Regions from separate parts of the Homo sapiens genome. Here all the other regions are linked to region 3. Evidence: chromatin contacts called from ENCODE Hi-C or POLR2A ChIA-PET data. All regions are on one chromosome and are shown on one strand. The core of a region is the stretch at or near the end of the contact, and the rest is flanking DNA. Distances in the headings are between cores, read along the strand shown. Region 1 has its middle 83 kb from the start of CDKN3. Region 2 has its middle 49 kb from the start of CDKN3. Region 3 overlaps LOC105370504 (a long non-coding RNA gene). Region 4 overlaps LOC105370507 (a long non-coding RNA gene).

Evidence for each region. A loop is a pair of places that touch in the nucleus more often than their neighbours do. ChIA-PET counts read pairs that join two places held with the same protein, here RNA polymerase II (POLR2A). Pooled maps may share reads with other maps.
Region 1: a loop to region 3 is called in a pooled map, with 2.2 times the contacts of the local background. The contact joins two enhancer-like sites. A Hi-C loop is called at or near these places in 21 of 168 maps with a recorded cell type or tissue (A673, Calu3, GM12878 and 13 more), 26 of 37 single-sample maps with no recorded cell type and 32 of 50 pooled maps. POLR2A ChIA-PET finds 5 or more read pairs at or near these places in 2 of 52 experiments (HepG2 and SK-N-SH).
Region 2: a loop to region 3 is called in a map of heart right ventricle, with 8 times the contacts of the local background. The contact joins two enhancer-like sites. A Hi-C loop is called at or near these places in 62 of 168 maps with a recorded cell type or tissue (CD14-positive monocyte, CD8-positive, alpha-beta T cell, Caco-2 and 36 more), 34 of 37 single-sample maps with no recorded cell type and 47 of 50 pooled maps. POLR2A ChIA-PET finds 5 or more read pairs at or near these places in 1 of 52 experiments (HEK293).
Region 4: a loop to region 3 is called in a map of endothelial cell of umbilical vein, with 8 times the contacts of the local background. The contact joins two enhancer-like sites. A Hi-C loop is called at or near these places in 2 of 168 maps with a recorded cell type or tissue (PC-9 and endothelial cell of umbilical vein) and 4 of 50 pooled maps. POLR2A ChIA-PET finds 5 or more read pairs at or near these places in 1 of 52 experiments (PC-3).

Annotation. Positions count from the first base shown.
Region 1 is chr14:54,310,591-54,316,717 of GRCh38, reverse strand. No RefSeq gene overlaps it. Among named protein-coding and RNA genes, the nearest start is that of CDKN3, 83 kb to the left of the region's middle. Within about 2 kb of position 4,422, at least 3 of the 41 ENCODE cell types and tissues checked have a DNase peak (open chromatin) inside an H3K27ac peak, as active enhancers do.
Region 2 is chr14:54,344,297-54,350,722 of GRCh38, reverse strand. No RefSeq gene overlaps it. Among named protein-coding and RNA genes, the nearest start is that of CDKN3, 49 kb to the left of the region's middle. Within about 2 kb of position 1,316, at least 12 of the 41 ENCODE cell types and tissues checked have a DNase peak (open chromatin) inside an H3K27ac peak, as active enhancers do; they include heart right ventricle, where a contact is called at or near this core.
Region 3 is chr14:53,537,118-53,543,294 of GRCh38, reverse strand. The region is part of intron 2 of LOC105370504 (a long non-coding RNA gene); the gene reads right to left. Among named protein-coding and RNA genes, the nearest start is that of LINC02331, 310 kb to the left of the region's middle. Within about 2 kb of position 3,639, at least 3 of the 41 ENCODE cell types and tissues checked have a DNase peak (open chromatin) inside an H3K27ac peak, as active enhancers do; they include heart right ventricle, where a contact is called at or near this core.
Region 4 is chr14:54,104,711-54,111,177 of GRCh38, reverse strand. All of the region lies in intron 4 of LOC105370507 (a long non-coding RNA gene), which reads left to right. Among named protein-coding and RNA genes, the nearest start is that of BMP4, 150 kb to the right of the region's middle. Within about 2 kb of position 4,042, at least 8 of the 41 ENCODE cell types and tissues checked have a DNase peak (open chromatin) inside an H3K27ac peak, as active enhancers do.

The sequences.
Region 1 (6,127 bases), core at 3,173-5,672, 770 kb before region 3:
AATTCAGGGATGGTAAAAAAGTTTTTGATGCTTTAACAATTTGGAAATGAGTTACATATTCATGGTAACTTTTAAATTCAATTCATTGTGTTAATCAAGCACCTACTAAATGCCAAGAAAAAAAGTAAGTACACAACTCAATTCTCATTCTGAAGCGGCTTACAGTCTTGTCAGAGCTGCTTAGAATCCAGGCAGAGTGGAGCCTGGACACAAAACCTGGGCACAAAATGACAGGAGATGCACAGGGACATGCCGAGATGGCATGATGCATGTGTGTAAATGCAAAAGTGACCCAGTGATGCTGAGAGGGAAGGAATGACAGAAGTGAAGGCAGACAGGGACCACGAGGCCTCCGGGGAGGTTTTCTTCCCCTTACAAAAAGGTCTCAGGAGAGCAGTTGTTCACTGCTAGGCTTGGCACGTATGGAGACCAAAGATAGAAGCAAATGGTGTGAACTGCATTTCCTTCCTCCCTGATGGAGGGTGGCATCAGCTGGAAAGATGTTCACGCTTTGCTCCAGGAAACGACAGACCTCACTGATTTTCAGTGAACACATCATCAGGCCACCAGAAACTGTGACCAGATCCCAGGCTTCCAGGCCTCCACGGCTCCAGGAGACCATAAGCTCTGGGGGGACAGCAACTCAGTGTTTTTGTTTATTCTCCCTGGACTCCCAGAGCGGGGCTTTGCTCGTGGCCTGTGGCTGATTTCGGCTGGTTGAATTGCATTCGTTCTGATGGTACATTTTAAATGTGAGGTCCTGGGATCCTTCCATCTTTCAGTTTAAATGTCATCACTCAGGGAGATCTCTCTGGATTGCCCTACCTAAAGTGATCACAACCTCCCTTATTCTTCAGCACAGCGTCTTGTTCATTTTGTTCATGGTGCTTTTCACATACTGTTTATTTTGCTTACTAATTCTGATGAAGAGAGCAGCCCTCTATAATAAGACAGTATTATATGTCAGTAGTTTTGGGAAAAGTTAAAGTTTCAATAGGTTTTTAGCTCTCCTTGCAAATAGCCTTCTGGAAGTTTACTTGTGTACGACCATGGGTCTGCTTCCCTTCCTTTACTGAGTATCACAAGGTCTCCTCTTTTGCACCTGAGTGTCTGGACCCCAAAGCCTTTCTCTAAGTGGTGCTCAGGGCTCTTTGGAGTAATTTCGAGGCAGCCAGCCTCTGGGGTGTGGTGGTCCCAGTCTCTGGGCGGTGAGTACTCTTGTCTGTCTCTGCAGTGCCCTTCTCATTAGTGACAAGACTGTATTTCACATTCTCAGTGTATGGTCTCTTTTTTTCCACTTCAAGATATTTGGTATTTAATATCTGTCTCTGTTGCTGGATTAGACACCCCATGAGGGCAAGGACCATGTCTGCCTTGCTCTTTATTATATTCCTAGGGTGTAGCATAGTGTCTACCCCATACCAGGTTCTCAGTCAATATCGATCATTGCTTCTTCCCATTCCTACCAGCCACATTTTGCCTCCTCCATCTTCCAACACCTGTGTAGCCTGCCCGAACTTCCCGAATTTGAAGGGTAAAGAGGGAGTAGAGGTAGAGCAGCTTCTTCTCGTTCTTCTCCTAATTGCTAACAAGCTCTCTTTTGCGGGGTTTGGGGAAACAGTGGAGGAATACAAAAAGTTCCAAGAGAGTCTTTTCCTTCCTCCCCACCCCCGAGCACGCAATCCAACCATTGCATTTAGTCTAGTGGCTATTCTTGAAATCAGCCTCTGCTCCTCTGGAAGTCTCTCGCCCGGCTCCCTATGTGGGCTGTTCTTGTTCTTGGATGCTTGGATTGCCCTTTATCTACTCGCCATCTGTGTAAGGGGATCCTGCCAAGATGATCAGATGTGAACTCAGTGCCAGAAACATTTTAATTAATTTATGGTGATAAAATGCGAAAAGAAAACCATTGAGGAAAGCCTGGGCCAAAGAAAATTAAACATAAGAGGAAACAGAGAAACTGGGGCCGTGTGGTCTTAGAAGGGAGGGCCTGGTTGGCAAGGAAGCCAGCAAACTCTTTCTTTCTCTTGCCCTCTTCACTTGTTTAAGCAACACGCAAGTGGAAAAGCTGCAGAGGACCTTGTGGCAGGGACTGGAGGGGACAAGGGAGATCACTGAATAGCCTGCTATTGGCCTGGACTTCTTGATTAGGGCACTTGAACATGGGTGTGCAGGAAACATTGAGAGCAAGGCTGCAGGGTTGCAAGCCTCCCTGTAACAGGGGCAGCCAGTGTTTCTCAGGTGAGCAGAAGCGGGAAGGTTCTTAAGCTGCAGCTCTGAAAAAGCATCAGCACGTGTTTAAAGAAGTCACTAGAGTAAGTTTGATTTCATTGCAGTCTGGCGTACAGTTCTTAGGGTAACATCTATACTGAGAAAATACAGAAGAAAACTAGTATTAGCTAGCTTTGCCCCTCCTAAGACAAAAACAGGCCAGCAATGTTTATTTGTAGGCTACTGGGTCACTTGACTTATTTGAGATGTCGATTCAATTTAGGTTTCCTTTCTTTTTTTTTTTTTTTATAGGAAATAACTACTCAGGGTTGAAAAAGACAAACTTTTCAGTTAGTCCTTCCCATTGAATTTTAGAAGAAGACAAAAGAAAACACTTGGGAACCAGCACACAAGAATTCAGTCAAAATAAGACATTATTTAATTCAATAATTTAGTTTCTAATGTATTTGCATATTACATGTCCCTATAGATTTGATGTCTCAATCTAACTGGTGCAATTAAAAAAATAGACTCTTAAAAGCAACTGGGAGAAGAATACAGCAGTCAAAGAGAACAAAAGGGGACACATTAGCTGAAGAAAAAGAAAGAAATGAGAGAAACTTCTCAGTGATTTGAAAAAATCTATAGCACACATTACCTATTTGTCCTAATTAAGAGGGAACTATGTAAAATTGAATAAATAAATTTATGTTGAGCTCAGCAGTAGATTATTTATACAGCTGATTTAATAGGATAATAGAATTTTAGAGCTGTGACTTCATACTGTGGGTCTGAATCAGAACTGCCTAGATAGGTTTCTTCTTTTTTTAAAAAAATGTATAGGATTGTGTCGTACTTGCCAGGATTTATGGGGCTGGCCTTGGGATGTGCATTTTGAAAAAGCTAGCAGGTGAGTCTGACGTGCATTCCTATGCATCCGTTCATCACTTATGCAGTGCCTACCAGGGGCCATAATACTATGGTGGGTGCTGGAGACACTATGGTCAGGGAAAAAAGACATGGTCCTTTCATTATGCATGTATGGTTTGTGGGTAATATGCACCTTTTTATTTCCAGCTAAAGACCTGATTACCCTGAAAGTTGAGTGGCCCTTCTCTGGATCATCCAGTTAGGTGGTGGTAAACTGGAATGGAACAATACCCTAATTTCCCACTTCTTATTTCCATATTCTTTCCACTAACTAGTCTTGCTGATTTTCAGATTACATTTTGTTTAGGCTTATATTGAGATTCCAATTGTACTGGAAAAAACAGCTGGGTTTAGATTTAGGTTCAATTCCTTGCTCTACTATGTATAAGCTTTATGATATTGGGCAAGTGAATAACTTCTAGCAGTCTTGGTTGCTGTATTAGTCCCTTTTCATGCTGCTGATAAAGACATACACAAGACTGGGTAGTTTATGAAGAAAAATAAGTTTAATGGACTCAGAGCTCCATGTGGCTGGGGAGGCCTCACAATCGTGGCAGAAGGTGAAAGGCATACCTTACATGGCGGCTGGCAAGAAAGAATGAGAGCCAAGTGAAAGGGGAAACCCTTTATAAAAACATCAGCTCTCATGAGACTTATTCACTACCACAAGAACAGTATGGGGAAACACATGGGAATTATGGGAGCTACAATTTAAAATGAGATTTGGGTGGAGGCACAGCCAAACCATATCAGTTTCCTCATCTGTAAAACAATCATACCTACTACATGCAGGTGGAGGGTAAGGATATGAATATTTGATGAGGTCATATAAGCAAAAGAATCTAGTCCACTGTCTAGCACTTTGGAAGATCTCAGTTAGTGGAAGTTCTTTCCAGTTCTTTATAGGAGGCAACACACCCAAACTTACTGGGTGTTGCTGGGGTGGGGCATGTGGGGAGCCATCCTGGATACTGGCAGAGTGGCCCAGGGTGGTCTTACCCTTTGGAATAGGCCAAGTCAGTGTTAGGTCCCCTTGGCATCGGGTGTATTCTGCCCATCCAAGCAGCAGTGGTATGCATAGGATGCCTGGGGCTGGTCACCGGGGCTTACAGCAAGGAACTGGAAGCCTTTCCAGAGCAAGTCAGAAACTCAGAGCTAGCACAAAGCAGTGGCAGTGATTTCAGAAGCCTCCCACTGAATGCTTTCTCAATTTCCTGTGCAGACCTGTCAGCTTTGCCCTAGGGGCATGTTGTGGTTACATTCCAAGGTTGCCTGCTGCTGGCCAGCTCAGCTTCCTTGGCCACAGCTTGAGTCTTCAGTGAGTTTCCCCACTAGAACAGAAGTCACCACCCAGACTTGTTCCGTGTACCAGCATCAGATAATGGGATTGAATTAGAAAGAAAGAAATGAGAAGAAATTGGTTGGATCAAGGTGGAGGCATAGGTACCACAGCAGCAAGAATCAGATTTATCATGTACTTCTCCACGCTTTTTCAAATCTTTATTATTTAAGAGAGCATATGACCCCTTCTAGGTATATAACCAAGAGAAATGCATGTATGGGTTCACCAGAAGACTTATAAGAGAATGTCCAAAGTAGCAGTATGTGTAATAGCCCCACACCGAACACTACTCAAATGCTCATCAACAGCAGGATGGATAAATACATTGTGTTATAATCACACAACAGAACGTTATGCAGCAACGAGAATAAGCAAACCGTAACTACATGAAACAACATGGTTGCATCTCACAAACAAAATATTACAGGAAGTAATATCAGTAATATCAGGAATACAGTAATAGTAATACAGTAATAGTAATACAGTAATAGTACAGGAAGCCAGATGTGCAAGAGTACATACAGTGATTCCATGTATACAATGTTTGAAAATAGATAAAACTTACCTATGATGTTAGAAGTCAGGATAGCAGCTGCTTTTGGTGGGGGATAGTGACTGAAGGGACATCCAAACGAGGTTTCTGCGGGTGGGGGTGCTGGTGGTGGTGTGAGGTGCTGCTGCTGCTTTTTTTTGAGGCAGAATCTCACTCTGTTGCCCAGGCTGGAGTGCAGTGGTGACATCTCAGTTCACTGTAGCCTCAACCTCCTGGGTTCAAGTGATTCTCCTGCCTCAGCCTCCCAAGTAGCTGGGATTATAGGCATGCACTACCACACTCAGCTAATTTTTGTATTTTTAGTAGAGATGGGGTTTTACCATGTTGGCCAGGCTTGGTCTCGAACTCCTGACCTCAAGTGATCTGCCCACCTCGGCCTCCAAAAGTGCTGGGATTACAGTTGTAAGCCACTGCACCCGACGTAATGTGCTGCTGCTTGATCTGGGTGTTGGTTGCATGGGAGTGTATGGCTGGAAAATTTATTGAGGTGCATGCCTACAATTTGTGTTCTTTTGTATCTATATGTGGAGCTTCAAATGAAAAAAGAACGTAATAATGTCTTTGCACCCTTATCCTCATAGATTGCAGCCTGGAATGGAAGCCTGCATTGTGATTTTTCCACCAGTGAAAGAGTTAAGTAATACTCAGCATTTTCTTACGTCTGGCCCAAAGTAGGCACTCAATAAATATTTGCTGAATAAGTAAAGAATGGGTGCTACAGCACAGTTCTAGACAATCCTGACACCCAGCTGCATTCTTGCCCCAGATGATGGGAAATAAATTAGATTGAGAATAAATTTTGTATCATGATAATAAATCCTTCTTTTTTTTTTTTAAAAAAAGGAAAGGATCATAGAAGCTATTAGGTAAGGATGCCACGGAATTTAAAAAGGTCTCCTAGGGACATTTCTATTATCAGGGATTTTCCTTATCTAAACCATTGTGGCAGACATTTAGGAGGGAAGCCTCAAACCTCCTGTGCGCCATCTGGCTCAAATCCACATGTGCATGCATGCGGGTGTCCTCCCTGGCAGTGGAGAGCAGCCCAGATGTACTGTGAGGGGGGCCTCCTTGTAAGGAGCTCCTCCTCT
Region 2 (6,426 bases), core at 67-2,566, 810 kb before region 3:
GATGTATTGGTCAATTTGTTAATAGCATATCATTATAAATGTGTTATTGCTAGAAATTAGCAGCCAAAATATAACACGATAGAGTGTTCCTTGTAGCTTCCTTGCTCATCTTACATTGCCCATTGTAACATTTTTAGGATTGTTAACCATATCATTTCTTCATGTTTCACAGTACTGCACTTATAATTAGTGTCTATCAGTGTCTGTTATCATACTGTCCTCTTGGCTTTCAACCAGTTAATTATTTGTTGGATTGCTTTTCAGAGTACTGGCTGCCTTCCCTATGACGTGCTGCCTCCCTTCCCGCTGATCATCTTACTCTTCTGTTCTTTGCTATTTTCAGACACTATTTTGCACTCATTATGCACAAGTTCAAACTTTAGTCATGTGAAGAGAGCTGAGTGCCTTGTCTAATTTTTCAGCACCAAACCAAATAAACAAAAAACGCATAAAGTCCATTTAAAAATATCCACACTGCATCAGGGAACAGAGAAGCTTTTTCTCTCTCATGTGAAATCTTCTCCAGGAAACCACCAGGACTGAGGCCCCCATGGCGCACACATGCTTGCTTTAGGTGCTTACGTTAAGATGGTATTTCATTAGTTTTGGATGGTCCCTTCCACAGAGCTCAGATGCTATGCTTCTTTCTATTTTAAAAGGGGGGACGAAAAGATTGGCTTTTCATCCAAAATACTCATGTTCTTCTAGCATATTAAAATTCATTTGTGACTAAGTCATTATAGTGAAGTACTTGGAAACCTTTCTATTCTAGAGAGTTCTGGGCACAAACACATTTACAGTGTGCACTAATGCCAGGCTCATGTCCTCACGTCCTCCAAGGGACAGGGATGAGCTGGGTCATAAACCAAACAGTGGGACTCTGGCAATCCCTTTTAGCTCAGGCAGATGCAAAATTGAAGACCCAAAAGAAGCCTTCCAAAGGTCACAGCAGGTTGCTCTCAGGAAAAGAGAATCAGTAATTTATTTTTAAGCAATCTCTTAGCCTCTGTGACAGTTATGTTTCCTTGTAAGCTGCTTTGGAGCCACTCACCACTCTGAAATTGCAGAGTAGGCTACGAACAATCCGGCTTCGTAAGAACATGCAAGTGAGGACCCACGAGGAGATATTCTTGTGCTTTTTAAAGTGCTTCTCTCACTTTGCTTCCTAAACTGCCTTAATTGAGGCAAGGGAGCCAACATGAGTGAGTTCCTTCCCGCGGCTTGCTCTGCCGTGGAGTTCAAGGATGCCTGAGCCCTCAAAACACGGCGCGGTGCAGTTGGGCTGATGGGAAGTCCTGAACAGCTTGCTGAATTATTACTTCATTCTCGGCTGAAGCAGCAGGAGGCGAGATGATGAGTGAAGGAAAAAACCCATGGACTCCAGCGTGGGCTGAAGGAACCAAAACAAACACTGAGAAGACAGGCCAATACTGAAATCTGTTTCAAGGATGGAGCGCGCAGGAATGTTTCACCATATTTTGTCTAAGGAACAGATTTCATTTTTTAATGGCTGTATTAATCAGTGGAAGCAGAACGGCAGGAAGGAATCCGTTTTCCCCTCTCCCCAACGCCTCCCGTGGCTCGCCCGGACATTCCCCCCATTCTTTGTACTGAAGGTGGCCTGGAAGTTTTAGAGGCGTGAGACAGGTTCTGAACTCGCATGCCCTTTCTTTCTCCTTCCCGAATAAATTTTGCGTAAGAATATTTGGGACAAGGAATCCACCATGGCGGGGTGCAATAAAAGCGTTTCACAAATTATGATTTCCCATTCTCTAGGCAGTTCAGCTCTGCCTAACAGCTCTAATTTCCTAGACAAATAGTCCTCCCTGTCCTCTCCAGCTGCTCACAGGCGCCTCTCTCTGGGTATTCTTTTTAAAATCCCTCTCCTGGGGAATTTTTAAAAAAGCTTCTCGCACTTTTTCATGCGATTTTCATGGTTCCATCCATCTCCCCACTTTTTTGGTCAAAGCCTTCCTCCCAAATATCAATTGCTTTTTCAACCCGTCCATACTACTGCTCAGCTGTTGGTTGAGCTTCTCCTAGCCTCCTGCTGCTGTCACTGGGCCAATGGAAGCCAGTCCCTTGCCTCTTTGTTCTATTATTTTATGGCAAGATAATAAACTTCTACATTTTTGAAGTACTTTTCACCGACTTGATATCAAGTATTTTGATAATCACAAAGTGATCAAACACATGTTCTCTTTTTCCAGTTACATAATGAGATCAAATATTGATTAGCAGTGAGTAGATAGATGTATATTGTACACACACACATACACCCGACCATCCTCCTTTTGGCCTATGGAGACTGTTACTCCAAAGAGCCGACACATTTGTGTTGACATTTCAGTCATCCAAGAAAGCTGCCAATGTCACTTCCTTTGAATATTTTCCTTCAGTTTTCAGGAAAGAGTTGGTGGGACTAGCTTATCATGGATGGCATGAGCTGAGGGGATGGTAATTTTTCACAAAAGTAGACATTGTTCGAGGCTAATAGTAAGCTGTAATCTAGACTCATAACTGTAGAGGGCGCTCTTGACTTAATAATGACAGCATTGCCATTGTCACTCCAGGAAGCTGGGAGGTGACAGAGTATCCTTTTATTACCAAGTATTTTATGGGGAAAGAGAGAAGGTGCCTTTTGGAATAGACAAGAAATCCATATTGTTTCATATTACCTTTTATAACATGTCTTCTTAAGAATAAGCTCATCATCTAATTCGTAGCCCCTGGTTACAGTTTTGTTGAAAGTGCAGAAGCTTCCAACTAATGAGAATGAATCTCATCAATGTCTCATACCTTGTGTTGGTCCTGCCACTTGGTAATGGGTGCTTTGCGTGCTGGGAGCTGGGAGCGATCTTCCAAAAATGGCAAGTGGGGTGGGCACTCCTTTGCGGAAAAGCCTTCTGTGGGTTTCAATTTCATTTAGCATGAACTCCCCACTTCTTACTGTGCCCTACCAAGGCCTTCTAGGATATAGCTTCTTCCTACACTTCAAGCTCTCTTTCTCTCTTCCTTCCCAGGGGCCGAATCTGGGACAGCACATGGACCTTGCCAAGCGGGGCACACTCTGTGGCATCTGCATTTGCTCTTCCATCTGCACAGTGAGCTCTTCCGTGCATCTTCCAAAGGCTGGCTCCTTCCCATTTCTCAGTCCTCTGGTCATAGAAACCCCTTGGAGGGAACTTTTTTGACTACCTCATCTAAAATAGGCCCGGCCCCAGCCAGCTTTTCTTTTTTAATTAAAAATTTAATTGTGATATAATTCACATAAGATTTCACAAAACACCACATTCACCATTTAAAAGTGTACGATTCAATGGTTTTCGGTATATTCACAATATTATACGGCCATCACCACTATCTAACTTCAGAACATTTCCATTGTCCCCAAAAGAAACCTCATACCATGAAGAAGTCACGGCCCACCTCGCATTCCTCCCAGCCTCTGGCATCCACTCATCTACCGTCTTGTCTGTATGGAATTGCCTGTGCTGGGTATGACACACCCACTTCTTTTTAAATGTTAAAGCACCCTGTTTGTTTCCTTCCTGGCATGGATGTATTTGCTCATTTACTTGTTTACCATTTATTCTCACAATCTATGAATAAGTCGCAGAGTTTCTTCACAATTCAGTCTGCCCAGCCTTAAAGTGAGCCCAGCCTTTCACCATAGGATCCAATCTATGTGGTGGTGCAACCACTTCTGGGGCTACTGTGGAAGAGACTCGTCTGTGGTAGCATGCCCTCCAAGAGTTCTTGAGGGCTCTATATCTTTTGAAGGATTTTCTGCTTTTCACTTGCAACCCACAGAGTCATAACTGATTTAATCACCTTCTTCAGAGTACTGCGTGCATTTGTAGAAGACTCTTTAAGGCCTGGGCTTCTTGCTGCAGCAATAAATACCAGTAACCTTTACAGAGCATGGGCCGTATGTCAGGCACAGGGATATGTGCTTCACTTGTATTTTTTCCACTTGGTTTTATTACAGTCCTGTGAAATAGGTATAATTATTGCATCCCATTTTAAAGATGAGAGAATTGAGGTTAAGGGAATTGGCACATTTTACTCAGCTAGTTTGTGGCAGAGTGGAGACTGGAGTCCCAGCAGTTAGACCTCCAGGGCTCATGCTCTTAACTATTCTGCTCTTTCTTCAGCCTCTCAGACTTCAGTCAAGTGTTAGCACGAAGTGACGGTGTGATGTTTGCATGCGGCATATGAATATTATTGCTCCTGGTAAGATTGTTTACGATGACATCATAGACAAAGAAATGTTTCCTTGAGTTCCTAGTATAGCAGCTGAGCAACAGTTTTTGTTATATGGGATTCTTTTCTGCCCTTTAGTTTGGGAAGTGACCAGCAAGGTGTCCTGGGAATGCCAGGGGGCTGTATAAGTCTTTGCGCATGGATGAAAGGAAGAGGCATGAGATGGAAGCTCATGCTTCCAGAGCAGATGGCCCTTGGAAGAACTTGGTTTCCTGCAGGAGGGTTGACTCCCAGGAGAACTACATCTCAACAGCTTAGCCATGTGTATTAGTCAGAGTTCTCTGGAGAAATATAACTAATACATGATATGTTTTATATATATATGTGTATATATATGTATATATATATATGTGTATATATATGTATATATATGTGTATATATGTATATATGTGTATATATGTATATGTGTGTGTATATATGTATATATGTGTATATATGTATATATATTCATATATATGTATATATATGTGTGTATATATATGTGTATATATATTTAAAGAGATTGATTTTTGAAGAATTGGCTTATGTGATTACAGAAGCTGGAAGTCCCAAATTTACAGGGTGGACCAGTAGGCTAGATAACCTGGGAAGAGCCAGTGCTGTGGTTCAAGTCTGAAGGCTGTCTGCTGCAGGATTTATACTTGCTCAGGAAAGGTCAGTCTTTTGTTCCATTTAGGCCTTCAGCTGATTGAATGAGGCCCACCCATATTATGGAGGGCATTCTGCTTTACTCAAAGTCCACTCATTTAATGTAAATCTCATCCAAAACCACTTTCACAGAAACATCCAGAATAATGTTTGACCACATATCTGGGCTCTGTGGCCCAGCCAAGTTGATATAACCATCAAGGTGAGGTACTCAGTGCTCAGGTCCAGTTCACCTAGGATCTAGGCTGGAAGGCAAGGAGGGCAGTGTTGTTGGGAGGGCATTCTACCTCCTACAAGGTGAGGGGAGTCTGGATCTCATCTACTGTAAGGGATGACCAGTCGGCTCTCCAAGGGTGGTTCTGGTGGAGAAAGATGTGTCTCAGCCATCTTGAGTTTGCCCGGAGACCAAGCACTTGTCAGAGACCCACCTTTGGGTTGGTGGGTAGAAGAGCAGATGGTCTTTGCACTTTCTCACTGGGTGGATCTCAGGGAGTAAGTGATTATTCACCCACAGAAGGCCCACTTGGTGCTAGCTTGAGCCGTCTCTGGATTGTATTCATCCATTCAACAAATACCTGCTGACTGTTTATTACATGCCAGGGCTCTTCTAAGTAGTGGGGATACAGCAGTGAACAGACAAAAATCTCTGTCCTCAAGAAATTTACATTCTGGGAGTGAGAAGAGACAGACATCTAAAGAAAATAAAGAAGTAAAGTAGTATGTTGTAGACCAGATAGTGATAAGTGCCATGAGGAAAAATAAAGGTGAGAGAGGAAATGGGGAATGCCGTGGTCAGTGGGGTGGGGGTTAAGGGGGGTAGGGGTTAGGGGTGCTGGTGGCTTGTACTGTGATGTAGGGTGGTCAGGGAAGGCCTCCCTGTATAAAAGGTGCCTTTTGAGTGAAGAGCAAGTCATGAGGATAACAGGAGGAAGGGAACTCCGGGCAGACGGCACAGCAAGTGCAAAGCCTCTGAGGAAGGACTGTGGCTGCTGTGTCTGAGGACCCCAGAGGCCAGACGGCCTGGGACAGAGTGGGGAGGAGGAGCATGGGGGGAAGTGCAGTGAGAGAAGACCAGGACCAATAGGAGGCCAGAGGGAGTGGGGCCCCAGCACCACTGTGAGGCCTGGCTTCTAATCTGAGAGATCCGGAAGCCAGTGGAGGGGTTTGTGTGGAGGAGTGACACGGTCTGGCTGCTCTGCTGGGACAGACGGTGGGGTGTGTGTGGGAGGGTGGAGGGGAGAGCCGGGCAGAATCAGGGAGACTCTTCCTGGAATCCAGGGGAGAGATGGTGGTACCAGGGACCAGCGTGTTGGGGAGAAGTGGCTGGGTTCTATATCTGCCTGGAAGTTCAGGCTGAAAGGATCTGCGGCCTAGAGTGAGGACTGTGAAGTGTGTGTGTGTGTGTGTGTGTGTGTGTGTGTGTGTGTGTGTGTGTTGTTGAACAGGGGAGGTTTAAAATGTACCTTCCCATCCAGCCCTCTCCTGCACAACCTCACATCAAGGTTGGAAGG
Region 3 (6,177 bases), core at 2,390-4,889:
TTGTCCTTCAGAAGGAAGCCAACCATGGCCAAACCCTATCTCTGAGGATGAGAAATTGTACTTTTGTTTTTACCATAGCCTTAGTTTTCAGCTAGATCCATGCCTAAGTTATCTACCAGCATTTTTGTGATAGTATTGAGGCTCACACTGAGCAGGAAGATGGGCCTGTTGAATTAGAGCAGGATAGCCCCACATTTCTTTTGAAGAAATCCATGATTAATGTGTTCTTGCGTCTCCCTCAGCAGGTTACACATTGGAAAGGTCTTTCCAGAAGGCTCTCTTAAAAAAAAAATTCACAGCATCAGCCAGATTCATGAATGTCTTCTCGCTACAGGAAAACTATCCAGACTGGAGATTTGCCAAAGGGCATACTTTGGCTTCCTGCCAGTATTTTGTAGTGGGGAAACATTATGTTGAGGGACTTCCTTTGCTCTAGTGAAAGCTTACTAAAGGTCAGAAAATTATCCATTTTACCCACACACGGTGTCTGACATTCACAGATTTATTGTGGTTCAGGAATTCATGACATGTCCTTTGAGTTTACCCTGGATGACAAAGAGAGTAGAAATATGATAATGAAATCATTATACATAAACATTAGTCTTTTCCACACATTTTCCTTACACTGCCCCCTCCACCAAAAAGTGTAAGTAATGGCTTGATTTGCTACATTCTATAATGCTTTAAATAACTTTAAAAAATGTTTTCCCAACAGAAATATAATAGCATTTGGTACATAATAACTAAACCTGATGTACTGGCACATAAATATAATCCTTCTTTAAATTTTTAAATTAGATCATTACATTTACAGTTCCATTTTTAAACTATACTTTTTAAACAAAACATTTGATGTTAAAGGGGAAATATCACAAGGACAGATGGGTTGTTTCTATCCCTTTATACTCCACTCTATTTTCTTTTTTATATTAAATACTAACATTAAGGAAAATTAGTGTCTTTTTGTTGTTCTTTGTGAAATAAATACAAAAAATCATGTGCGCAAACTGCTAAACTTTAACAAAGCAATACATAGAGACTTATTCTTTTTACAAATTAAAATTTATTTCAAGTCTTTTTCATTCAATGCCAGGCCTAAGACCACCAACCAAGAAATAATCTCTAGATTTTAATAGCCCCCATTAATATCTATGAAAGCACAGTAAATGCATAATTTTCACATCAGGATATGGAACCACAAGAAGTGAATTATTTATATGGACTACATAAAAGTAATCTAGCAATACCAACATTTGCCAAACAAAAGTATCCTTTATAATTTTCATTCATTCAACAAAGATTCATTGAATTCCCACCAAATGCTTTGCACCAAGGCAGAAGTTTTCAGGGATTTGAGATGTATAACATGCAACTCCTATCCTAGAGAAACTAGGCTTTTTGTGTGTTGAGAGGGGAGTTTAGCAGACACAGAAGTATGTGTGCACAAGATAACTTACACCTACACAAGATACCCAGTCATATTATGTGATTACAGATGCAATAACAGTCATAGTAGACAAAGGGCATAGTGGCTCAGAAAGAATTGTGCTCACTATTATTTTTTAACTGTCTAATAAGTTGTCATGGAAATGGTGGGGCATTATTCCAAAGGATAAACCAATGGCCAAGGAGTCCACTCCTCACAGATGTATACATCTAATTGAAAGGAATTCTGTTGATACTCTGTTACCCTGGATAAATATTTTTATACCTTAACACCCCTCTTCCCTCTTTCTCTTCTCCCACTCCACACCCATCAGCTGCTTGTGCTTGTAGTGCCTGTTGCTATGATTCCTACATGTTCTGCCAGAAATCCTAAGCAAAAGTGAACCTTAATCTTTGAGCACCAGAGAAAACAATGTTACATTAATGACCTATCCTTATACACAAATGAGAATTGGGAAGGGGGCATATATATGAATGCATGGATTTCCTGAAGAACTTTCACGAAGAGTTATAAGCCATCTCTTGTATCATCTTCTGTGGAACCAAACCAGCCTCCTCCAGAATTATTAATCTCTGTGAATAGATGACTAAGCTAGATGGCAACTAAGTGTTCATACTTTGTAGTTAAGTTTTCTAAATGTTTTTGAACCTGCAAATTTATCCTCTTTTCTTTTTTCTTAACATTATAGTTTTAATCTTTAGAATCAGCACTAGAAGAAGGATCATTAAGAAACTTAATGTATGTACACTTAAAGGTAAGGAAATTAAAATCAGATATAAACTGCAGGATGTTCATAACAGAGGAATTGCTTTTGTTTCTAACCCTCCTGGGTCCAGTCTCCAGCCATGAGGTATCATGACATCATCATGTGATGGTAGTCCATGATGTGAGATGGAACAGAGAAGACATTAAGGTGTTACAGTGCATCCTGGCCAACATGGTGAAACCCCATCTCTACTAAAAATACAAAAATTAGCTAGGCATGGTGGTGCACGCCTGTAATCCCAGCTACTCAGGAGACTGAGGCAGGAGAATCACTTGAGCCGGGGAAGCGGAGGCTGAAGTGAACTGAGATGGTGCCACTGCACTCCAGCCTGGGTGACAGAGCAAGACTCCATCTCAAAAATAAAATAAAATAAAAATAAAAAATAAAATTGTTACAGTGGCACAAAGGTTCTCCAGAAGGTAGAAAACTTACTGTTTTTCTTTAAAGCCTTTTTCTGCTTTGTTTTCTTCAGAACTTGACTACAATTAAGATATTTCACACACGTTATGCCTTATTTGGAGAAGTCAAGTCATGCATCCTTTTTTTTTTTTTTTTAACAAACTGCCTGCTCTCTGCACCAACAATATGGATGCTGTTTTCACATATCAAGCCAAAAAAGAAATCAATTTATAGCCTGTTATTCAAATTAGGCCATCTGTGAATTCCTCGTTGTACAGAGAGTTTTTATGGCCAGCTATTCTTAAAAGTTGACAGGTGTTCAAGAAATATGTGTTAATTTTACAAATTGAAATTTTATTTATTAAGAAATTCCATGCACTCAGAAAGAGATGTGACTTGAACAGGCTAGCTTTGTTGAAAATGAGCAATCCAAATCTTTGAGAGATACAAGGACCAACTTTCCAGGCCAAGATGCCCCTTTAAGTAATGAAACAGTAGGATTTATTTTACTACTGAACGGTTAGGGATAGCCAAAATCTTATTCTGGGCCACAAGTCTATGACCTATTTAAAAGCTGAGAGACTTTGTACATTTCTGAGGTTAAACAAAGGGGCCTATGGTTCAAAAAAACGTACAGCAACGAAGCCCAGAGGCAAGGCCTGAGTAGTCGGGAACAGGCTGCAGGAATCCAGCTCTTCCCAACTTTGCTCATCTCTGTTGCTATTTTATTTAGTGAAGTTATCCTTAGTGACTAACTCAGAATCAACAGATCTTATGCAAGTGAATTCCTATCTGGGCTAACAAGAACCAGGGAGGTGGTACAAAAGAACACTGAAATCCTAGAGAAAAGGTCTATGGAAACATCAGCGATCTTTAATTCACTTTTCTCTTCCTCTAAGAACCTGCTTTTGTATTTCCCTTTCTCTCCTTTTCTTATTACTCCCCTTCATCAGTCATTCTTTTCTGTAGTCAGTTGGGTTACCACCCAAACCCACAGTGACACCTGCTGGCCAATTTGCAATGGTGAGCCTGAATCCTGCGAGGTCTTGCTTGGCCCACAGTAAGCAAGAGTCCATTGAGGCAAACACTAAATACTACACAATTCTTTTAGAAACTTAGACAGTGAGAAAAAAATTAAGTGAGCATTGCCAGGGAAGTTCAGGAATGGAGAATTTTGCAGAGAAAGCTGCCTGAACCATTACAAATGTAAAATGTATGTATTATAGGTGTTTTTACCTCATAAAAAATAGCCAAAAATATATCCGGTGCTGTGAGACAATTGTGAAGACTTAAGAAAATAGTTATGGTAATCACTCATGGAATGTCACTTTTTACATTGGTTTTCAGTAACTACACTTATAGTCCAAAAGGTTTTATATTAGCATTAATTTATATTAAGTCCCCCCCAAAAAACGCAGGAGAATATGTTGCACAAACATTTATTTCCTTTAAATATATTGATTAGAGCTCCAACACAAAGGGTTAAAAATTTAGGTTTAAGACTTTTTTTTCTGTTATTTCCCAAGGACTTCCAATTCTTGGTCAAGTTTCTTTACTGAAGAATATTCATATTTTGTTAATCCTAAGTATTTATACATTGGTTATTTTGGCTGGGTACATTTTTGAGGATGTTTGCTTTGTTTCAAGCAAATCCGTTCCTGACTGGAAAGTACAAATTCTAGCAAAAACAAAGACAACAGAAATATTTTTTAACATTAATACATTTTCTTAAAATATTTACACTTTTCATTTGAAGGTTAAATCCTAGGAATAATTCTCCATACACATGTTCATATTTGAAACAGGAGGTTGTCCCCAAGGACTTGTAGCAACAAATGTGTATTGGACAAAAATGTTGGCCTTCTTCATCCTTACTCTGTGTTCTAAAAGCCAAAACTTCATTTTAGCATGACCTTAGAAGAATAGTGATACTTTTAGAATTTCCTGGTATTTGGTGGAAGGAATGTTTTTATTTGACTGCAGATGTCACTTGGTTTACAGGAAGGATTTGGTAATGCATTCATGCCAGTACTGCACTTACCCCAGATTTCTTGCTATGTAGGAAGAACACATGTCAAAGCTCACTGTTTGTTAAATGGAAAAGATTCAGTACACCAGAAGCTTCTATTATAAACATTGTGACTTTGTGCAATTTACAAAATGTTCTATCTCCATTAAACAATAAACCCTTGACCCCAGAGCTCAGTTTTGGGATTCTGCGATTTGAGAAGGTAGACATAATGGATGGCAATAATAAATGAAAAGTTCAAGAGGTTAAGAAAAACTGTTTAATTATTTCTGTACAGCGTGGGCTGCAGAAAGCTTGCATGTCTGCCTTCTTCCTCATAGAAACACTGCATGGAAGAGATCCACCAGGGCAGCCCAGGCAGGGCATAAAAGCAGGTTGCGGTCCCTCAGCTGTGTTTATGAACAAATGATTTCTAGATACCCTTCCATCTCTGAATCTTTGCAGTTCCTGCCAGGGGAGATCCAGTGCCAGTCCCAGCGCTCAGCATCTGTTTTCCAAAGAGCTTGGATTTGTTAGCATGAGAAATTCATTGCTCACAGTTGCTCCCCAGCTGTGGCACTAGTGAGTGTAGCCTCTTTGCCTTATTTATTTGGAGAAAACATGTCCTCTCTTGGAGGTTCTCTTATATAACTAGTCCTGGACACAGGCCGCTGTGCTTTTAATCCCAGGCCCATTAAGCTGCCTTGTTAGTGAAAGAACTCCTCCACATTTGAATTTCACAAGGTTGGGATGTCCACATGAGGGCAGAACTTGGCGATTCCCAAGGCACCAAGCTCTAAACCAGATGTCTAAGAAATAAGGGAAGTCTATTAACTTGGGCCTTAATTGGAGAGATAATCTAGGGACAGGTCTCAGTGGAGCTTTGGAGGCCAGGTGAAAAGCCTTCCCAGAAGGAAATGACCAGAGCAGAGCTGCTAGGAATTCCTCGCAGGGTCCACACTGCATTCAGAGCAGGAGCTATCAAAGAATGCTTTGTAGGTCTAAACCCTGGATCTTAAGGATAGCAGACAAGCATTCTTGTTGTTGCCAGATGAATGTGAATTCTTTAGAGCTTCCTATCTCTCCACCCATCCCAAAAAATGTACAATAAATTGCTATCTGTCTTATTCCATCTAGACTTGCAGAAACCAGATAGGGGCAGCTGCTTAGATGACCCTTGGCTTCTGAACTCTAGAAGAAAAGCATTGTGAAAGCTGGGACATGGGAAAGGAAAAGAACTTGGCTTTGCTTTAATTTAGACACTGAGGATTTTTTCTTTAAAATCTGGGGAAAAAACCGTAGAAATCAAAACTTTAATGAAAGAATTATAGAATTTATTCAGTGTCTTAATATGGAAAACACTGTGACCAGCATTCCCCACAAAAGAGGGGAAACTGCCTTTTTTCCCAATGTTTGGATTACATGACAGGAGGTGGGCAGAACAATGAATAAGAACCAGAGCTTTGAGTGAGAAAGTTCTGGATTCCACTATTACCTAGGTGGGTAATGTTGGGGAAGTTATTTAAATTCTGTAAACTCCAGTTTTCTAATCTGTAA
Region 4 (6,467 bases), core at 2,793-5,292, 570 kb before region 3:
ATATCTTGATCTTAAAATACCATTCCCCATTAAAAGCAACTAGGTCTCTTTGAGAAAATGATTGATTTTGGGTCTGGGTAGAAAAAGTAAAAGAAGAGCCAGAACATCTTTTGATATAAGAGAGCAAGGGAATGTTGAAGTAATGCTGGGACATAAAGAAAGGACACAGAAGTCAGCTTGACTGGACTCCCACAGGCCAACTCTGGGACAATTTAAGCATCAAAATAAATACAAAATAATGGATTGTAACCCATTAAATAAAATAGGAATCCATCAGTCTATACTGATAAATACTGAATAAATAAATGGGGGAAATAAAACAGTAGAATAGCAATGAATAAATGTAGAAGGGAAGACAGAGTTAGAAAACAGCATTTGGCAATTGTTGTAGTAATAATCAATTCAGGCAAAAAACATCAGTGGCTGCTAGAACTAGTGGATAAGAATTTGATGAGAGATGGGATATTTACTTAAGTGACAAACTATCTCCCTACAATATGTTTTAAAATTACAAATGTAAAGGAAAAAGTGTAGCTTTGTAGTAGAGAAGCCTGGCAAGGACCATCTTAATCAAGTGATCAAAGTTAACACCAGTAATGAGGCAAATTAAAATTCTGTACCACCCAAGAGGATGCAATAAGATGAACATTTTTGTGATATATTCCTGCTAAAAATCATAACCTGAATTTAATCACGAAGAAGCATCAGACAAACCCATATTAAGGGATAGTCTGTAGAGTATAGTTAGCTGTCCTGTACGCTGCCAGAACCACAAGATCATGTAAGTCAAGGAATAGCTGAAAAATGTCCTCATATTAAAGGAAACTAAACAGACACAGTCATTAAATGCAACATGTGATCTTGGATTGGATTTTTTGCCATAAAGCAATGGTTCTTGAAGTGTGGTCCCAGGATTAGCAGCTTCAGCACCACCTAGGAACTTGCTTGGAAATATAAAATTTTGGACCTCATGTTGAACCCACTTAATCAGAAACCCTGGATTTGGGCCCACTAATCTGTATTTACTGAGACTTCCCATTGATTTTGTAGCACACTAAAGTTTGAGATCCATTACTATAAAGTACATTGTTGGGGCAATAGTTGAAACTCTGGAGTAGGTGGTAATAATATATCAGTGTTAATTTCCTGCTTTGCAGGTCATTTGTAGGAAGAACATACTGAATTATTCAGGAGAAATAGAAAATTATGCCTACAACTTACTCTTAAATGACTCAAGAATTGGCCAGGCAAGTTGGCTCATGCCTGTAATCCCAACACTTTGGGAGGCCAAGGTGAAGGGACCACATGAGCTCAGGAGTTCAAGACCAGCTTGGGCAACATGGTGAGACCTCATCTCTACTAAAAATAGAAAAATTAGCCAGGTGCGATGGTGCATGCTTGTAGTTCCAGCTACTCAGGAGGCTGAGGTGGGAGGATTGCTTGAGCTCACGAGGTCAAGGCTGCAGTGAGCTGTGATCATGCCACTGCACTGCAGCCTGAGTAATAGAGCAAGATCCCATCTCAAAAAAAAAAAAAAAGATTCAAGAATAAAAGTTCTTTGTAATATGTATACAACTCTTCTGTATGTTTTAAAATATTTCAATATAAAATTTTTTTCAATGGGATGGGACTAAGTTACACATTTACTATATTAGAAAGTTTGACTCATGTTCACTCTAATTGCTTTTATGTTAAGTCAAATGTGGCACTAAATACAAAGGATGCATATTCCATTACATGTATGGTTAAATCTGCTATGGAAAATAGTTTGTTCACCCAAAACCATCTGTGTTTATTTTCAGGTTGAACGAACCCTAAGGTTAGTCACATTCTTTAAAACCATTTGATGAATGACACAATCTCTGAATCACATCAAAGCCAATCTGGTTTCTTCAAGGATTCCATATCAGTGGAAAAACATTTCTGCTCAAAAGCATCTGTCTATCCATATGTGGAAATAGTCAATACATGAAACTGAAAAATAATTGTTTTCAAATAATTGGCTATATGACATACACAGCCCCTCTTTCTCAGCTGCATTACTAATTGCCTGAATATGATCTGTGTTTTGAATTTTTCCCTCATTGTAGAACTTTGCAAGACTTTCCACTGCACAAAATTATAATACAGCAAGAGCAAAATATAGCCTGAGACAAGTACATATGTTGGATTCTATTCAAATATGCAGGGCTTTATCTAGAAGGAAAAATCCTTTTAGAGTTAGAGAGGAAGTGAATCAGGCCCATGGACTTTGGGTAACCGATATGCAAACATCGGTGGTTGGTGGTGGTTTTTCTCCTTTTTGTTGTCTACTTTGAAGTTGCTGTACAATATCCAAATACCCAGCTCCATTCTCCCTGGTGTTTTGGTGGTTATGCATTTGTTCTGAGACTATGAATGGAGAGTTTCCTTCCAACTAACAAGTGTTCCTTCCCTAGCCATAATCCTTCAGAAGAACTGAATCTGATCAGTTATGTCTCAACTGAAGAAGACAACATTTGTTTTAACAGAGTTTATTTAGAACATCCTGCTGCTAATGTCAGCACACAGATTGGGCAAGTTCCACCAAAATAACTTTCAGGCTATTTGTACTCAATTAAATGTTTATTTAAAATTTCCTTTTGGTTTTTACTGCTGTAAATGCATTGTCCATTTTTCACATACCAGGCACTGTTGTTTAGTCTCAAGGGCATTACTTGTTACAAATTTAACAACTGTGACATATTAAAAACAACATTTAGGGAAGAAATTAGTGTTGAGAAGATGTGACCAGATGTTTTCATAGTGTTTTGCCAAAGTGTCACTTAAATGCCAACAAGATTTTAAAAGGAATTTTTTTCCAAAGTATTTCACTATACCCACTTAAGTGACCCCAAAATATGTTGCTATCACAGATACGTTAGAAACAAAGTTTAATTTTCATTTTAATCATAGTTTTCTTGAGGATACATAAAATCTTTTCACTGTCATTTTTTCTTTTATAAACCCATGGTAATTGAAAAAATTGTGACTGTGCCACATGCTACCTTTGTGATCTAAGTTTTCTTATGACTAAAATGGGGATGCTGGCCAGGTGCAGTGGCTCACACCTGTAATCCCAGCATTTTGGGAGGCCAAGATGGTTGAATCACCTGAGGTCAGGAGTTCGAGACCAACCTGACCAAAACGGTGAAACCCTGTCTCTACTAAAAATATAAAATTAGCCGGATGTGGTGGCACATGCCTGTAATCCCAGCTATTTGGGAGGCTGAGGCAGGAGAATCGCTTGAACCTGGGAGATGGAGGTTGTAGTGAGCCGAGATCGCGCCATTGCACTTTAGCCTGGGCAACAAGAGCAAAACTCTGTCTCAAAAATACAAATAAATAAATAATAAAGTAAAATAGGGATGCCATCTCCTATGATTATTATGGAAATTAAATGAGATACTGTATGTGACAATTTTATCCCAGTACCTGGCACATATAATAACACTTTAATAGTGCTATTACTGTTATAAACATTATTATTTATTGACTGACTTCATAGGGATACAAGTGAAAACATCCCCACTAATTTGACTTAGAGGAAACGCAGTCTCCCCTGCAAGTCCCTCTGAGGCTCCAGTCTTTGACTGAGATTGTCAGTTCGCACTAGGAAAAACAAGCCCATCTAGAGGAAACTACAAAAGAAAGTCATTTATTTTCACATAAATTGGATGGTAATTAGCTTCTCTAAGCTGAAGTCTAAATTCAAGAGCATTTAGAAATGAGCCTGCAGGTAAATATGACACAAGAGACTAGACTCCAAGCAGAGAACTCCATGTTTGCTCTCCTTCAGTGAGAATTCTGTTGATGTCAGAGGGTTAACAGAACTTTTAACAGTTGACTGGGGCCCTGGAGTTTTCATGATTTGGTCCACATTCAAAAATATAAAAGTCAGTGAAGCAAATGCTGTACAACAGAGGTTTTTCAGGGAAAAGGGATAAGCTTGATCCAAAAATATTTTGGAGGGTGGAGACATTCCAAGCATACCATTCCGTGCCTGTGCCAATGGAACGTGGGCACAGCACGGGAACAATGTTCAAGGCTGGAGAGCTTTAGAGTACCGGGGCAATTTTGAGTGAAAAACACAAAGAAGTGAGGAATATCCATCTCTGCCCCCATCACACACACACACACACACACACACTCAAACACACACACATACACACGCACACACACATACACACACACACAAACACACACACTCAACGCATACACATTTCCCTATTTACAGTAGAATTATAAATTCTGAGTAAATTTTAGGTTCACAAGCTATGGATTCCAAAGTTTTGTGCCAAATAATTATAGCTGCATCTTGCAGATGTACAGCTCTACTCTGATAACACACACACATTGAATTGGAAGGAGAGACTGGGTAAGTTCCAGTTATTACATTTCCATCCCAAACTGGAAATGACATTTTGTTTCTTTCCATTATCTTTGATGCTAAGTGGGTAAAACTGCCATAATGAAAATGTGTCACCTTAAAAAATCAACATAAATATGGACAGCTTTTCCATATTAATCATGAAAAGGGAGTAACTTCTAGCATGGAGGAATATATCCATTCCCTTTCCCAAATTCCTTGAATAAAGCATGTGTGCTTGTTTTCATGGTTGTATTTTCCTCATCAGTGTTTGTGATCCCTCAAAGCATGAAGGGATTTTGATTTTGAAAAATCCCTCATTATTCCCAAGAACTATATTGGCTGTAATTTGTGGGTAGAGTTGTATGTGGGTAGAAATTCATCTTCATTCTTCTCTGTAGGTAATTTGAGGAAATGCTGAGGCACTTGGATACCCAAAAAGGACTGAAGATTTCTCAATATAAATTTTAGTTAAATGCCTTCCAAAAAATATTTTGCAGTGTATTTCACTAAAGACACAATCCCTGTTTTTCCTTGACTTTGATAATATATTTTACCAAAGAAGAGCAATTCAGTTTGTGCAAAAGAACCATTCATGAGGTTGCCTGGAGATAGAATGACTCAGTGTTTCTCAAAGGTGGGGCACAGCGCACCTCAATCAGAATCACCTGGGGAGCTTTGAAAACATCAGATTCCTGGGCCCCACTCCAGCTCTACTGAGTCAGGATCTCCCCGGGGTGGGACCTAGGCAGTTGCATATTTAATGAGCTCTACAGGTGATTCTTATGCATCTTAAGATGTAGAGGGTAATTATTAGTTCTGGTCATAAAAGGTAGTATTGCCTTCTGCTCAGGAGCTTCTCTGTCTTTGAAGAGAGGGTCAGTGGCATATTGCCTTTGAAAAAAAATTCAATTTAAACGAACAGCAAGTCATTTTCCCTCTTCTCAATACTTTATTCTAGCTGCGTTTTCCTCCACAGGTTCAATCATCCAGTCTCCTTCACATAGAATAGCATTTGGAGTTGAGCAGCTACGCAAAACATTTTACTGTTGGTCCTTTATTTCTGATGTCCCTGTGTTTCTGGTCAGTGACCATGATCTGAATTTTCAGAAAAAAAAAGGGATACATAGTAACAGCTTAGTCACCTGGTAGTCACGGATGTGGGATAGACCTGAATCTCTGACAGTATCTTATAGGGCTGTGGTTCTTGAGCTTTACTGCATTAGAATCACCTGGATTTAAAACTTTCAAAGTTTAGGCCATACCTCAGACCAAAGTCATCAGAATCTCTAAGGGTAGGGCCCAGACATCAGCTCCCTGGTGATTTTAATTTGAAACCAAGGCTAAGAACCATTGTCATAGGGCATCTGTAGAAAAATGAGGTCTTTAGAACCCTGGGGAAGATCATGAATATTTTCCGTTACAGATGGAACTTTTCTGATCTGTGGTACACTCTAGTAGGAGAAAATTTAGGAGATATTTCTTTATAGAGACTTGTTCCTGAGAGAGAATTTTTGTTTCTTCAGCATATTCAACTACTATTATGGGAGGTCCAGTGTGGAAGACTGAAGTTTGAATGTTGGAGGTGTGTAAAGTACACATGCATAGACATACCCACAGTGTGTACTACCCCTTCCCAGCTACAAAACCCTTCTATGCCAACACTTCACTTTGTCTGTGTCAGGATAATCTATGAAATTTATCAGTCTTTGGCTCTTTGCTGTCTTCTCAAGAGCCGGTAACAGATCTCCAGTGAGCTGAAACAGAGAAAGTTGTTTTAAACCATTGACTGCTTAATAAATTAGCACTAGATGGCTTTTAGTCTAATTTATCTCTGGGAGCCAGTTTCCCAGGGTATCAGAGCAATACCACAAGAAAAATTATTTCCATTAAACACCACAAAAATGTCTTTCCTGTGATACTTCACTGAAAGGGTGACATGTACGAGATTCTCAGTCACAAAACAGGAAAGAAATGTTTGAAAGTTAAATTAAAAAGTAAAGCACAGTTAAGATTTTATTGAGCTTAAACCCCATTCCTACCCCCTAAACATATAAATCTGTTCTGTGTTCTGTGTCTC